2 separate regions of the Homo sapiens genome follow, and region 1 is linked to region 2. Evidence: read pairs that join two places in POLR2A ChIA-PET (ENCODE). Cell type or tissue: PC-3. All regions are shown on one strand. Links, peaks and the distances in the headings refer to the core of each region. The heading gives the core; the rest is flanking DNA.

What was found. Peaks named below come from ENCODE experiments on the same cell type or tissue, not always from the same donor. Only the 100,000 strongest peaks of a DNase experiment are listed, where the experiment ranks them.
Region 1: POLR2A ChIA-PET joins it to region 2 with 5 read pairs; 2 of 35 experiments call an interaction of 5 or more read pairs at or near these places.

What each region holds. Positions count from the first base shown.
Region 1 is chr1:206,120,474-206,129,244 of GRCh38, forward strand. It overlaps AVPR1B-DT (AVPR1B divergent transcript), which reads left to right. Exons shown (of 3, transcript NR_186693.1): 3 at 6,017-6,332. It overlaps LOC105372869 (a long non-coding RNA gene), which reads right to left. Exons shown (of 3, transcript XR_922476.3): 3 at 5,733-5,933. Among named protein-coding and RNA genes, the nearest start is that of AVPR1B-DT, 7.1 kb to the left of the region's middle. In PC-3, for the core only: no CTCF peak of the experiment used is centred there; no DNase peak of the experiment used is centred there; H3K27me3 peaks cover 659 bases.
Region 2 is chr1:205,996,226-206,003,211 of GRCh38, forward strand. The region is part of intron 1 of RAB7B (RAB7B, member RAS oncogene family); the gene reads right to left. Among named protein-coding and RNA genes, the nearest start is that of RAB7B, 3.7 kb to the right of the region's middle. In PC-3, for the core only: no CTCF peak of the experiment used is centred there; a DNase peak (open chromatin) is centred at 5,356.

The DNA of each region.
Region 1 (8,771 bases), core at 3,234-5,733, 120 kb after region 2:
TTTCTTATCAAATTGTAGGACCTGTATATATTCTGATATGTTGAAAATATCTTCTCTAATCTGTCACTATCTTTTTGCTTTGGATGGGGTCTTTTGTTACACAGAAAATTTAAATTATGATGCAATCAATTCCTCCTTTTATTATTTTGGCTTTTTGTGTCTTGTGTTCTGTACCTTGAGAATAGAAATATTTCCCCCTGTATGTTCTTCTAACAAATTTAACTTTTGTTTTTCATATTTAGAGCTTTAATCCAACTGGAATTTATTTTTCTATTATGTGTTGAGTAAGAATCTAACTTCATTTTTTCCCCAGCAGGGCAAGCCAATTACTCCATTTATTGAATTGTCCATCATTTCTCAACTATCATCTGTATAATACATTATTTCAAATTTTATATGAGGCTATTTCTGGAATCTCTGGCCTATTCTATTAATTTATTTTTCTATCCCTATCCCAATATTTCACTATTTTAGGTACAACAGCTTTCTAATGAGCCTTAATTCTTGGTAAAAACAAGCCTCCCTTTGTTCTTATTTTTAAAATGTTTCTCAAAATTTTGAAATGGTGAAATTTGGTATCAGTTTATTGGGTTCCAAAAAAGTTCTGTTATTGAGTTTCTGGTTTGAGGCATTGACTTTAGAGATTAATTTGGGAAATAATTGATATATTTATGATTTCATTCAGGTCTATTCTTATGTCCTTCAATAATGTTTTATAATTTTCTTCAAAAATGTCTTCCCACCTTTTGATAGATTTATTTCTATGTACCTTACAGTTTCTGTTGCCATTGTGTATATAATTTTGTTATACCACATTTTCTAATTACTATTGGTTATTCCCAATATATGGGAACAATATTGATTTTTGTGTCTTGCTCTTATATCCAGCAGTTTTCCTGCAGTTTGTAAATAATTTTGGATTATCTATACATACAGTATTGTCTGCAAACAACAATAATTTTTTTCTCCTATTCTATTTAGCTCTTCTTTTTCTTGTCTTATTGCAAAGGCTAAGACTCCAGTACAATGTCAAAGAGCAGGAATCGTTGATGTTTCTACCTTTAATGAGAATGCATCTAAAGTTTCACCATTACATATTATATTTATGGTAGGTTCTCTTCACTTTTTAATTTTTAAAAGATACTTAGTTTTACACACACACATATTATAAAGAGTCAAATTATTCTACAGTAGTGGTTATGAGAAAAAGTAATTCCCCATACTACTAATATTTTTCAATTTCCTATTTTTCGTTTTCTTCCATTTTTTACTTTTTCACTAAAGAAAACTGTATCCATATACAAAAGCAGAGAGAATAGCATGAGGAAACCCCATGCTTCCATCACCCAGCTTTAACAATTACCAACAGATAGCCAGTCTGTTTCATCTAAATCTTTATCCATTTCCTTCCATCCTAAGATTATTTTGAAGCAAATGTCAGACATCATATCATTTTATCTGTAAGTATTTCATATATGTATTTCTAAAGGATAAGGACTCTTAACTATAACTATAACACCTTACCATCCCTGTATTAGTCAGGGTTCTCCAGAGAAATAGAACCAATAGGAGATTTGTGTGTGTGTGTGTGTGTGTGTGTGTGTGTGTGTGTGTGTGTGTGTAAAGAAAGAGAGAGAGGAGATTTGTTATAAGAAATTAGGTACATAATTTATAGAGGCTGAGACATCCCAAAATCTACAATTGGCAAGCTGGAGACCAAGGAGAGGCAAAGTATAGTTCCAGTCTGAGTCTGAAAGCTTGAGAACCAGGAGAGCTAATGGTGTCAGTTCCTGTCTGAAAGCCAGCAGGCTTGAGACTCAAGGAGAACAGATTTTCCAACTGGGGCTTCAAGATGGGAAAACAACATTTCCCAGTGTAAGCAGTAAGGCACAAAGAGTTCCCTTTTATTCAAGGGAGGATCTGCCTGTTTGTTCTATTCAGGCCTTTACTGATGGGATGAGGCCCACCTGCATCAAAGAAGAGCAATCCACCTTATTCAGTTTATTGATTTAACTGTTAACCTCATCCAAAAACACACCCAGAATAATGTTTAACAAACATACTCAGAATAATGTTTGACCAAATATCTGGACCCCCATGGCCCAGTCAAGTTGATACATAAAATTAACCATCACAATCTCTAAAACTATTAATAATTCATTAACATTATCACATATTTTGTCAGTGTTCATAAATTCTTAATTGTCTAAAAACAATGTTTTATTGTCTTTAAATTTTTAGTGGTTTATTTGTTTGAATCCAGATTCAAATAAGGTTCATGCACTGGCATTGTTTAATGTGTCTCTTAGGTCTGTGATTTGTAGATTACACTGCCATCCCTTTGTATGCTTTGTTCCTTGCAGTGTTGTTGTTGAAGAAACCAGATTGTTTTGTAGAATTTCCCATGATGTATGTTTTCAAAATTGCATCCCTGTTAAGTTGTTTAACAAGTTTCTTTGTTTGCTGATGCCTGATTAGATTCTGGTTAGATTTGTTTAGTTTAGTTTTTTAGCAAGAGTGTTTCATAGGTGTTATTGGGTGCATCATATGTAATGTGTGATTGTCTCTCTTTCTGTGATGTTATCAGCCATTGTTAATTATTGCACAGATCCAATAATTCATCAGAATTGCAAAATGATCATATTCTATTATTGCTTCATTGTTTATTACTTTAAATAATTCTGTAAAGAGAATCTTCTCTCATTAACTATTTGGTTATCCTTAGGCATAGTTTGTACAGAAAAGACAGAATAAATGCTTCTTTTTCTATTATTAATAGTTTTCAAGATAATAAATTTGTTTTCTGGAATTCTTCAAATCATGGATTTTTTTTTTTTTTTGAGACAGAGTCTTGCTCTGTTGCCCAGGCTGGAGTGCAGTGGCACGATCTCGGCTCACTGCAACCTCCGCCCTTCCAGGTTTAAGCAATTCTCTGCCTCAGCCTCCGGAGTAGCTGGGATTACAGGTGTGTGCCACCATGCCCGGCTAATTTTTTTTGTATTTTTAGTAGAGATGGAGTTTCACCATCTTGGCCAGGCTGGTCTTGAACTCCTGACCTCGTGATCCACCCGCCTCTGCCTCCCAAAGTGCTAGGATTACAGGCATGAGTCACCACGCCTGGCCAAATCATGGATTTAAACATATTTTATATGTTTGAGTCACTTATAGTTACTACTTTGATGCTCAAATTGTCCCGACTTTGGCAAATGGAGCTGATTTATGTTGGTACCTTAGTCCTTTTGTGTTGTTTTTTGTTTATCAATGAATATTTTCTTTAAAAATTTAGTGTATATATCTTTTTTTTTTTTTGAGACAGTCTCGCTCTGTCTCCCAGGCTGGAGTGCACTGGCATGATCTCGGCTCACTGCACCCTCCACCTCCTGGGTTCAAGCGATTCTCCTGCCTCAGCCTCCTGAGTACCTGAGATTACAGGTGCCCACCACCATGCCCCCGCTAATTTTTGTATTTTTAGTAGAGATAGGATTTCACCGTATTGGCCAGGCTGGTCTCGAGCTCCTGAACTCAAGTTGTCTTCCTGCCTCAGCCCCCTAGAGTGCTGGGATTACAGGCATGAGCCACCATGCCCAGCCCTAATGTATATGCCTTTTTAATTGAGAAACAATTCAATATACCATAAAAGTCACCATTTTAAATTGTACAGTTCAATGGGTTTTTTTGTTTGTTTGTTTGTTTGCGGGGGAGTCTCTTTCTGTCGCCCAGGCTAGAGTGCAGTGGCACAATCTCGGCTCACTGCCAGCTCCGCCTCCCAGGTTCACACCACTCTCCTGCCTCAGCCTCCCGAGTAGCTGGGACTACAGGTGCCTGCCACCACACCCGGCTAATTTTTTGTATTTTTAGTCATGTTAGCCAGGATGGTCTCAATCTCCTGACCTTGTGATCCGCCCCCTCAGCCTCCCAAAGTGCTGGGATTACAGGCGTGAGCCATCACGCCCGGCCAATGGTTTTTAGTATATTCAAAAAGTTGTGCAACTATCACCACCATCTAATTTCAGGATAACTGCCTTACCCGAAGAAGAAACCACATACCCATTAGCAGTCGCTACCCATTCCCCCTCCCACTCCCAGCTCCTGACAACTACCAATCTACTTTCTGTCTCTACAGATTTTCCTGTTCTGGGCGTTTCATGCAAATGAAATCATATAATATGTGGCCTTTTGTGACTGGCTTCTTTCACTTAGCAGAGTGTTTTCAAGGTTCATCCATATTTTAACATGTAGCAGTACTTCCTATCTATGGATAAATAATATTCCCTTGTATGGATATACCACATTTTATCTTTTATCAGTCAATAGACATTTGGGTTGTTTCCACCTTGGGCAGGTTACAAATAATGCTGCTAGTGAACATTCATGTGCAAGTTTTTGTGTGGACATACGTTGTTAATTTTGGGGGTATATACTTAGGAATGAAATTGCTGGGTTATACGATAACTCTGTTCACGTTTTTGAGGAACTGCCAAACTTTTTCAAAATTGGCTGTGCCATTTTATCCTGAGTCCTTTCTATAAAGTCTTAGCATTCTTTGATAGCTCTATTGCTTTCTGGCATGGCAAGACATTTTTGATGTAAGTGGCATACTGTATATTTTTTGTAATTCTTTTTTTCATTTAACATATCCTGCAGACTACTTCATGGGAGAATTCAGAGATGTTTCTCTTTCCTTTTTGCAGTTTTTTTAATACTCCAGTGTATGGAAGTACCATACTTTATTCATCCAGTCACCTTTGACAGGCATTCTGATTGTATCCAGTCTTGCTATTACAAATAGTGCTATAATAAATTGCCTCTTTCTATACATAGATAAATAGATCTATGTATAAAGATATATATGTATGTATGTTTTTTTTGTGTGTGTGTGTGTGTGTGTGTGTGTATCTTTTCATATTTCACTAGTATAATCTTTGTGTTAGGCGCCTAGAAGTGAGATTCCTGGGTTAAGGGTATATGCATAAACAATTCTGCTATATATTGCCAAATTATCCTCTGTAGGGATTGAACCAATTTGCATTATGACTGGGAATGCATGAGAGTGTCTGTTTTCCCAGTCTTGCCAACAGAGTATTCTTAAATTTTGGATTTTTGCCAATTTGATAAGTCTAAAATAGTATCTCAGTTTAGCTTTGATTTGAATGCCTTTTAAGTGAGGTTGGACATCTTTTCATAATGTTAAGGGCCATTTGCATTTCTTTTTCTAATAATTATTGATATCTCTAGCTGATTCTTCTGTGATTGCTGACCTTTTTAATTATCCTTTTTGAGAAACTTTATATACCATGGAAATTAACCTTTGTCTGACATTTAAGTTGCAAATATTTTTTCCCATTTTGTCACTGATCTTTTTACTTGACTTATGGTATTTCTTGATGTAGGTCATCATTTTAAATTCAATTTAGTAGATTTATTTGCTATTAACCTTGATATTTTTAAATAACAAATAGATACTGCCACTTCTTGATTTTTTAGTTTTAGGAATTTTCTACTCACCTTCCCTTTGGTAGATGAGAAGATAGTACCCTTCCAGCAAAGACTCACCACTCACATTGCACATTTTCAGAACCCCACCCTCCCAATATAGTAATGGGAACAGTGACTTGTGCGTCCTCATCTGAAACTGATGTCATAAGAACCAAAAGTTGGATCTTAAGGGAATAATAAAGAGTTTGTGAAGCTCCCTCTCAAAAATATAGTTAAAAATAAAAAACAAGGCACAATTTATCCTCAGATAATTTAATCAAATCTTTTAAAAAAGGATTTGCTTCCCTGGATTTGAATGTTGGTTTCTACATTATCAAGCAGTAGATGTAAGAGGCAGAGAAATCTAAATCCAAATTGTTAGGTGTCACTTCCATTGAAGAAGAAAGAAGTTCTGTTTTCATATGTTCAACTTGAACACCATGTTTTCAGGAACAGATCTATCATGAAAAATAAAATGTGTTTCTCAGAATACATATTTATCAATGTATCTTTATTTAACAATCTCCCATTTTTGCGAAAGGATGAATTCAAAATTCTTCTGGCATTATTACTTGCCAAAGAAGAGTGGGGACATGTGTCCCTCTTCTGCCATACTGTGACCTGGACAGAAGAAAGTGAATAACGACATTTTTCTCCCTGAAGCCTTCGGGAGCTTGGCCTGCAGAAGCCTCTTCTTGGTTAGGACTCAGAACCCTCTCAGAACATTGTGACCTGCCAGAGCTGGCATTGCACAGAGACCTTCCTGGGCAACCCTTGATTCACCGTCCCATAAATGTCCAGATGGAGGAAGTGGTCTGGGGAAGATGGACCATTACGAAGATTAATGCACCTTTTATAGCTAGGAGCAGCCCTTGATGTTGCCATTGCCTTCTGTTAGGTTGGTTTAACACTGAGTTTGATGGCCAGTAAACAGGTAAAAGGAATTGTATGAAGGACAGGAGGGTTAACCTGGCCAGTTTTGACTTCAGGGACTCCCAGAAAGTCTCCATTTGGCTCTTCTAATCATAAAATAACCTGTATAGTCACAAAATGTTGCAGTTGAAAGAGACTCATCTTTTGGTTCTGGCCAAGAGGCTGAGGACTATGGAAAGGACCTCAAAGATCATCAAGTCCCATTCTTTCATTTTCCAGAAGAAAGTCCAAACTGAAAGCCAAAGAGACAGGTGGAGTTCTTTTTTTTTTTTTTTTAAGACAGAGTTTCGCTCTTGTCTCCCAGGCTGGAGTGCAATGGTAGGATCTTGGCTCACCGCAACCTCCACCTCCCGGGTTCAAGCGATTCTTCTGCCTCAGCCTCCCGAGTAGCTGGGATTACAGGCATGCGCCACCACACCCAGCTAATTTTTGTATTTTTAGTAGAGACTGGGTTTCTCCGTGTTGGTCAGGCTGGTCTCGAATTCCCGACCTTAGTTGATCTGCCTGCCTCGGCCTCCCAAAGTGCTGGGATTACAAGCTTGAGACACCACGCCCAGCCTACAAATGGCATTCTTAACATGGCACAGAGCTGGTCTAGACTGGAGCAGGGGAGGGCCGGGACCTAAGTCTCTTTTTTCCCCTTCTGTGCACCGCTCCCTGAGGGCAGCAGTTCCTCATCCTGGTTGCACATTCAAATCTCCAGGACAAATTGTAAAATGCCTAAGCCTCACCCACAGTGATTCTGATTCGCTGCCTTAGGGCAAAACATTCAGCCCTGGAGCCAATAAAGCCAACTAAACTTCTACGATGGGCTGTGTAATAATTTGTATAGTATATGATTTGTGCTTTTATAGGGGCTTTTAGAGAGTAGATCAGAGAAATGACTCGAATAGTGGTAAGAATTTCAGTCGCCCCATCGGATCAGGGGCATATGTGTGTACAGTGGTTTTGGGAGGCTCTCAGGCCTGTGAGGGGATCTAGTGCCTAGGCATCCTGGCAGCCGGAAACACAGAGGAACTCTATAAAGGGCTTTCCCTCTCTAGTGCCTAGGCATCCTGGAATCTAGAGAGGGGTAGCTCTTTATAGAATAGGAACACTCTCCCTGGAAGCCCCTCGGCAGACCTCAGCTCCAAGGGGGAAGAGGCAGAGTTAGTACGAGATAGTTTCATTGGCAATGGGGCTGGAGTCTCCAGGGGTACGTACTTAGCTCTCTGACATGACTTCTTAGAAGAGGAGGCAATCTTACTATGCTCAAATAACACCACCCTTGACTCCTTTGGGAGAACAGTTGAAACTTTCAACTAGTTATTATCAGTTCATGAAAAAGTTTTAGTTTTTCTTTTAAGCTCGTTGTAGCTATCAGACCTCCAATAAGTTTCCTTAATGACCTGAGGGCAGTGATTCACAGACGATAGATGCATAGCATAGCTTTCTAGTTTCTGGGAAAGCTGGCCCCAGCCAACTTGTGAGCTTGACTGTTTGAGGCTGGGAGCCCTGTGGAGGGAGGGGTCCAGGGTGCAGGAGCAGGGAGGTGCACAGCTGCTGAGCCCAAGAGGTGGGAGGCTGGGGACGGCTGCTGAGTCCAGCTTCCTCCTATTCTTGTATTCAGTGCCAGAGCTTCCTTGATCCTCTAGAGAAGTAGAGTCTTAAGCAAGACTCATCATTAAGTTGGCTCAAGTACACGCCTGGTTCCTCTCCTTCAGCTACAACAAGAGGAGGGAGGTTTGGCTTCAGTGTCTTCCTAAACCTGCTTTCAGAGACCTGTGCTTCTTTTTTCCTTCTACTTCCTGCCCCACAACCTGCCCCGCCCCCCAATCCTGCCATGTTCCCAATATTCTCATGTGCATTCCCCCATAGCAAGTGTTACTGCTCAGGTTGGGTTGGTGGATGGGTAAGTGGCAGCCTGTGTTACAGACATCCTTCTTCATTTATCTTCCCATCAACACTTACCAATTCTGTGCCCACTGATGGTGGCAGAGGGCAGGGGAGTTCATTAATCCATGTAGCCAATGTGCACAGGTAGGCAGCATGAAGGCTGAGTTGTCTATTAGGCACCTCTGTATCCCCAGCTCTCACCATAATTCCTGGCACATAATGGGTACTCAATAGCCCTTTATTGGAAGGAGGGATGGATGGCAGATATGGGGGAAAGAAACACTGGACCTGAAATGGGGAAACCTGAGTTCTCCTCTCGGTACTGCCAATGACTCAGTATACCCTTGATAAAGTCACTTCATCACTCTGGCCTCAGTTTTCTCTTATACAAAACAAGGTAGTTAGATTGGTTGATCACTAAGGTCCTTGCAGTACCTCTTTTAGGGTCCTATGATGGTACAATTCCACAATATCTTGACCCATGCTGA
Region 2 (6,986 bases), core at 3,938-6,437:
TGGCCCTTTGTTTCACCCATATATGCACATATGCATATGCACTATCCCCAATTCCTGGTTCTTTTGTCTTTGGATGCACTAAGCATGCTGAGTAAACCTTGACTTGACTCTGCTCAGATGAGGTGTCAAAAGTTGGTCAGCTTGTGTTTCCCCTGCTACTTGGAAAAAGCTGTAAATAGGACATCCTGAGGCCTTGGTTCTGGTTCTCACTTTGTGACCTTGGGCCAGTTACTTCCCCTCTCTGAGTCTTGGCTTTCCAACTGGAGAATGAGCCAGCTGAGCCCCAAAGACTCAAGATGCCTTCTTGGTGAAAAATGCTTTATCTGCTGGAGCTGGACCTCATTGGCCATGAGAGCTGTGCTTGGGACACAAAGTTAAAATGGGAAGCCCCCAGAGATTTAGGATTGTTAGTGTCCCCTTCATGAACCATGTCATGGACTGTATTCATCTGTTCTCATGCTATAAAGAACTGCCTGAGACTGGGTAATTTATGAAGGAAAGAGGTTTAATTGGTTCCGCATGGCTGGGGAGGCCTCAGGAAACTTACAGTCATGGGTGGATGGGGAAGTAAACACATCCTTCTTTACATGGCAGCAGGGGAGAGAAGTGTAGAGCAAAGTGAGGAAAAGCCCCTTATAAAACCATCAGATCTTCTGAGAACTCACTCACTATTATAAGAACAGCATGGGGAAACCACTCCCATGATCTAATCACCTCCCACAAGGTCTCTTCCCCAACACATGGGAATTACAATTCAGATTACAATTCAAGATGAGATTTTGGGTGGGGACACAGCCAAACCATATCATAGACCAAAGGCGATTTGAAGCTCTACTCAGAGCTGTTTGTCCTAGGACCTGGAGTTGGTGGCACTGGAACTTCTGCTCTAACCCAGGAATGCTGGGTTGGCATGGTGAGAAATGGGTCTTCTTGATGGTTCACACGTTCATGCAGCAAATGCCTACATGCCTACCACATGCAAAGCCTTGCACTAGACACTGGGAACAGCACAGAGATGGAGCAAATAGGAACCCACCACACGGAGTCACCAAGGAAGAAAGGACAGTGGCTGAGTGATGACACCAGAGAGAAAGTACACAGCACCGCAGGAGAGGCACAGGGAAAGTGCTTGAGAATTCAGCAGAACTAGGTCCTGAAGAAATGAAGCATGTGGTTGGGGAGGGAATGAAATAACCAAAGCCTTGGGAAGAGATGAATGGGGAAAGTGGGCGATTTGCTTCAGGGAAGGGTGAGGTGAAAGGTGTAAAGGGAGGAAAGGCTGGAAAGGAAGCAAGATTAAGACGGGCTGTAAATATCTGACCAAAGATCCTGGCACTGACTCATTCATTCATTCATTCATTCACTCAGCAAACATTTCCTATATTCCAACAAAGAAGGCAATTCAAGGCTTGAACCTGGGCTGGCATTTTGTAATGGATGCTGCTGTCCACGAGGGAAATCAGCCAAGAGAGAAATGGTTCAGAAACCCCTGAAAAAGCATGGCTCTCGAAGTATTTGTTATCACTTTGGAAGGGTCCTAGGAGCAAAGGGAAGCTGTTTCCTAAAGGCATTGATACAACGTGCTAACTTAGCTTTAAAAAGCAACACAATGCCTTAGAAAGAGAGTCAGAACCAAAGGCAGGCAGGAAGAAGCGGGAGAAGAGGCAGCACTGGCTGAGCCCCTGCAGTGGGCTGTGCTAAGTATTCTACCGAGGGCAGGCCATCTTCACTATTACCCTCTGAGACAAGTACAACCAAGCTCCAAGAAGCTGAGTAATCACAACTCACCCAAGCCTGCACAGGGAGTAAATGGAAGAGCTAGTGTTTGAATCAAAGGCTGAGAAGGCAGGCTGGGTGCCGTGTCTCAAGCCTGTAATCCCAGCACTTTGGGAGGCCAAGGTGGGCGGATCATGAGGTCAGGAGTTCGAGACCAGCCTGGTCAACATGGTGAAACCCCATCTCTATTAAAAATACAAAAAAATGAGCCAGGCTTGTTGGCTCACACCTGTAATCCCAGCTACTTAGGAGGCTGAGGCAGGAGAATCACTTGAACCCGGGAGGCAGAGGTTGCAGTGAGCCGAGATCATGCCACTGCCCTCCAGCTTGGGTGACAGAGCAAGACTCGGTCTCAAACAAACAAATAAACAAACAAAAAATGCTGAGAAGGCTTTCCTGTGTCATGCCTCCTAATCACCAGAGTTTGAACCCATGGAATCTGTGTGCACAGGAATCTAGGGCACTGGGCTCAGATTTGGTGAATTTCAACAAAACCCTAGGAGAGTTGGAGGAGGCAGAGAAAGGCTGCCAAAGTGGCAGAGAGATACAGTGGGGGTGGAGAGAACTGGAGCTGCCCAACAGGAGCTATGTGTGAGGACTGGCCACAGGGTCAGAGACGCGGCATGCTAGGCAGAGGGCAATGCTTTCACACGCTGTCACACGACCATGCAGCAGGGCTGGAGTACGTCTCACGTTACAAGCTAACATTTGTTTGGTGGGCACTGTGCTGAGGGCTTTGTGAATACACAAATACACAATAGCATTGTCAGGGGTAAACAATACGTTATTATAATACATTGAACACATAGAATACAATATTCATAGCATATTGTGATACATTTACTGGCACAAATTAAGGACTCAAGAAATGCTAGCTATTTTATTGCACACAAAGATAGCCTGTGAGATTGATACTATTATTATCTGTTTTACCATTGAAGAAACAGATGTTTAGAGCAGTTAAGCAGTTCAGCCTTAAAGACAGAAAGCCCGCACGTGTTAGAGCAGGGTTTGAAGCTGGGATTGGAGTCCAGGCCTAACCCCAGAGCCAGCTCTCTTAACTACTGGGTTCTACTGTCTGTAAAACTAGAATGAGACTCACACGCCTTGCTCCATAGTGCCCCTGTTAGAGAGCTCAGGGGCTGGATGGGTGAGGGTTTGATGCAGGGAGGCCAGCGGCGTGCTTAGGAAGGGAAAGCTGGGGCAGGACGAGGAAGGTAGAAGGTGTGTGTGAGACATATAACAGGTCGCTATGCACAATGTGTAAGGCACTCATACAGATAATAAAAGGCAACACACCTATCAAAAATGGGCAAAGAACGTGAACAAGTTACCAATTGAAATCTTATAAAGAATTAGTAAGCTTTGAAAAGATACTCAACCTTACTAACTATCAAGGAAATTAACATTTCAAAATACCATTTATTTTCACCCAGTAGAGTGGCAAAATTTTAAAAAGATTGACAACAATATTTAGGGTTGGCAAGTGTGTTAGGGAAACACTCTTATATATTGTTGATAGAGTATGAATTAGCACAGTCTTTTTGGAAGGTAATTGGACAATATCAAAACGTAATATGCACACAGCCTAGGTTCTCATTCTAGGAATCTGTCCTACAGAAATACTCATGCATATGCTCAAACACATATTTGTACAGATGATTACTAAAGCATTGGGGTAATCTAACTGTCCATCAATATGACACTCTCTACATCAATTCTGATCCATTAATACTCTGGAACAATTAGCTGTTTTATTATTTATTTATTTATCTGTCTATTTAGAGACAGGGCCTCATTCTTTTGCCCAGGCTGGAGTGCAGTGGCATGATCATAGCTCCCTGCCACCTCAAATTCCTGGGCTGAAGTGATCCTCCCCCCTCAACCTCCCAGGTAGCTGGGACTACAGGTGTATGCCACCATGCCAGGCAGATTTTTTATTTTTCATTTTTTGTAGAGACAGGATCATGCTTTGTAGCCCCAGTTGGTATCAAACTCCTGGCTTCAAGTGATCCTCCCACCTAGGCCTCTCAAAATGTTGGCATTACAGGTGTGAGCCACCACGCCTGGCCAAGGGCAGTTTTAAAAAGATGAAATAATGAAGTGGGAAGCTACACGTGATGGCTTTAAGTAAGAAAAAAGAAAATCACTGAACGTTTTATATAGTGTGATAAGAAAGCTAAGGGGAGATATACACTAAATGATTCATAAGAGGGATGGGAAAGGTAGATTAGAGGCTAAGAGCTATCATTTTATGTTATATATGTTTTGTTTTAAAATTTGTTACACAAGCCTAAGTTGTTTTGTAATTTAAGAATATCAAATAATCACTTAACATTTCTTTAAAAAGATGTGTGGATGGCAGCCCAAAGCAATTTGAGCGTGATTTTCAGATAGGACAAATTACTTCTGTGAGCAAGAGAGTGAGGATGTCTGGTGCCATGGAGTGATCATGAGTTTGGGACTCAGAATTCTCATCCTGGCTCCACACATTTGTGGCCTTGGATGGGTTACTGAACCTTGGGGCGTCTGTTCCCTCATGGGTAAAATGGACATCACTCGTGGCTGTGGCTTCCTCTGCAGGTGACATGTGTCATGATCTTATAACACAGCACTGGTCCCCAAGTTGGGAAGGATCCAGATAATTGTTTACCAGCTGGGAGAGGGGGTGAGTCTAGAGGCCAGGGCCCTGGTTGGTCATGCTTGCCACTTCCTATGGTGTAAACACTTCCACCATGGCTGACTTCAAGCTACCAGCGTGGAGCCTGCTCCAGCACACTCCTGCAAGGACTTCAAAGGTCATTTATGCCAAGCACCACCCTGTGCTTGAGTCATCTCTTCCACATCCATGAAAGGTAGAGCCAGACCTGCCCCATGGAGCTGCCTCCCGCTCCTAGGAGTATTTCTCCTGAGGGCCACACAAAAAGTGCTCAAGATCCTGGTAAGTTACCTCGGCCTTAACTTTGGGCTCCCACATTCCACCCCCTCCCTGGTTCCTTTCCCCTAGATGCTCACTCAGGGTGTGCTGCTACTGCAGGTTCCCCTACCCTATCCTAGAAGGGCAGGAGTTTGCTGAGGCTGCTATTTTATAAGAGCCCAGTCCTTGGGCCCAGCCTCACTAGGAGCAACAAAGAGTGACTGGGACCAGGTCCGTGGGAAGTGGGGGCGGTTTGTGGGGTGACGCAGCCTGGCTCACCTAGGAGGCACACGCAGATCTCATACAGTGGTTGGAGTCCCTTTCCATGTCATCTCTGCTGGGCTTTGGCAGTAGCCGTCTTTTTTTTTTTTTAGAATTGAAGTTTTTTATTAGAAACTTTTTAACTATGAATTCAATTTTTAAAGAAGCGTAGGACTATACAGCTTATCTATTTCTTTTTGAGATAACTTTGGTAATGTGTATCATTAAGGAATTTTTCTATTTCATCTCAGCTGTGAAATGTATAGGAATAAGTTGTTCATAATATTTCCATTTTATCCTTTATCTGTAAAAAGTGTAGTGTTGTCACTAAGCCTCATTCCACCCACTCAGCTGACTCAGATGCTTCAAACCAAGGAATCCTCCTAGAGGCTAGGCTGAGTCATCCTCTACTGTTAAGTAACAGTGAAAAGCAGGATTGAAATGCAGGACTCTGCCTTCAGCCAGCCCCGGTCCACACAGAGCAGAACTTGCGGTGACTGACTCCCCACTGGAGGTCCCCAGCTCTTTCCCCTTCTTGTCTGGCAGCACTTCTAAGCCTGGAGTCCTGGTCCTGCCCATTTGCCAAAGCTACAGTGTAGCTCAGCCCCTGTGGAGTAAGAAGGACTGAGCTGTTGCCAAGCCCCAGTGCCTGGCACCAGCCCTCCAAGAACGCTGGAACCCCCTTCCCTCTCATTTCTCACTTCCTTTCTCTCCTTACCCCGCTGGCTCCAACCTGAAACCAGGTACAATCTTCTGTCGCATCTGCATTGGGTGGGGTATCACTTCTGCTGACAGGAGACGAGTGAGCAGGGGCAGGTAAGGATTCTGAAGCAGACAGAGTCTCCCGCCCCCATCATACTATCTTTCCAGGCTCTTGTCCACTTTCAGCACCTCCCCTCCTGATCCCATACCTTGGAAAAGGACAAATATATCCACCCTAAAAAATAATGGGACCTACAATCTTGGAAGCAAAATTTGTCTGTGAAAAGAGGCTATGTAGAGAGCACAAGGCTTTGTTGCCTCCCAGTAATGTTCACAATTCCGCCTTACCCACCTCAACCCTAGCAGGTCTAGACCTGCTCCCTCTGGGAAGTGTACCTACAGCCCTGGTTTCAGGAGGCTTGGCGCTCTTGTTCTTTAGGTTATTTGAGGATCTTGTCTCCTTGAGTAGACTGTCCATGCCTGAAGGGCAGGGCTGTGCCTCACACCTCTCTGTATCCCACTAAAGAGCCTGACCAATGCTGGGATTCTAGAGGTTTCCATGAACAGCCATCCATCCACTCATCCATCCATCTGTTCATCTGTCTGGCACAGGCAGTGCATGCTTACTAAGCCCCAGCACTGTGTAGGTCTAAAGATACAGACAAGTTACTATCTCCGTGGGACCTTTGTGGTGGGAGATTGATCTGTAAGCCCAAAGAAATTATTTGTATTAATACATAATACCTAGCAATTATAGAGCACTTGCAGTTTACAAAATGCCACTGAAGCCCAATGGATACCTGGGTCAAGAACTGGGTATAGAACCCAGATCCGTCCGACTCTATTCATTGGCTCCCCTGGCATTGCAGCACTGGGCAAGGAGAAATATTTATGATTTAGAACAGGAGTGATAATTTCCTACTCCAGGGGCCAAGCTTCCCCTGATGAGACCCTTAGGCCAACACAATTCCATCCCAGAAGGCACTCTGTCAATGTCACAAGGGGACTCTGGGTGCCAGCAGGGTTTTGCCCTCATGCAGGGCTCTAGTTTCTGGCAGGTCCTGCAGGTTTGAGGCAGCAGCGCCATCCTCTCCTGACTGGGCCAGCAGCTGCGTCCTGGGACTGATGGCCTTTGTGGGTCTCCGAGCTGGGCCTCAGCTCTTCGCACAGGCAGGGAAGTCTTTTCTTGCTGCCACACCCTGGGAGCTTCTCCAGGGTGGGGTCTTAGGGCTGGATTTAAACTCTGCAGCTGCCAGATTGGAAATCTCATCCTTGCATTCCCTGCCTCCACTCCTCCACCCAAATACCCAAATAACTCCCAGGGCTGCAG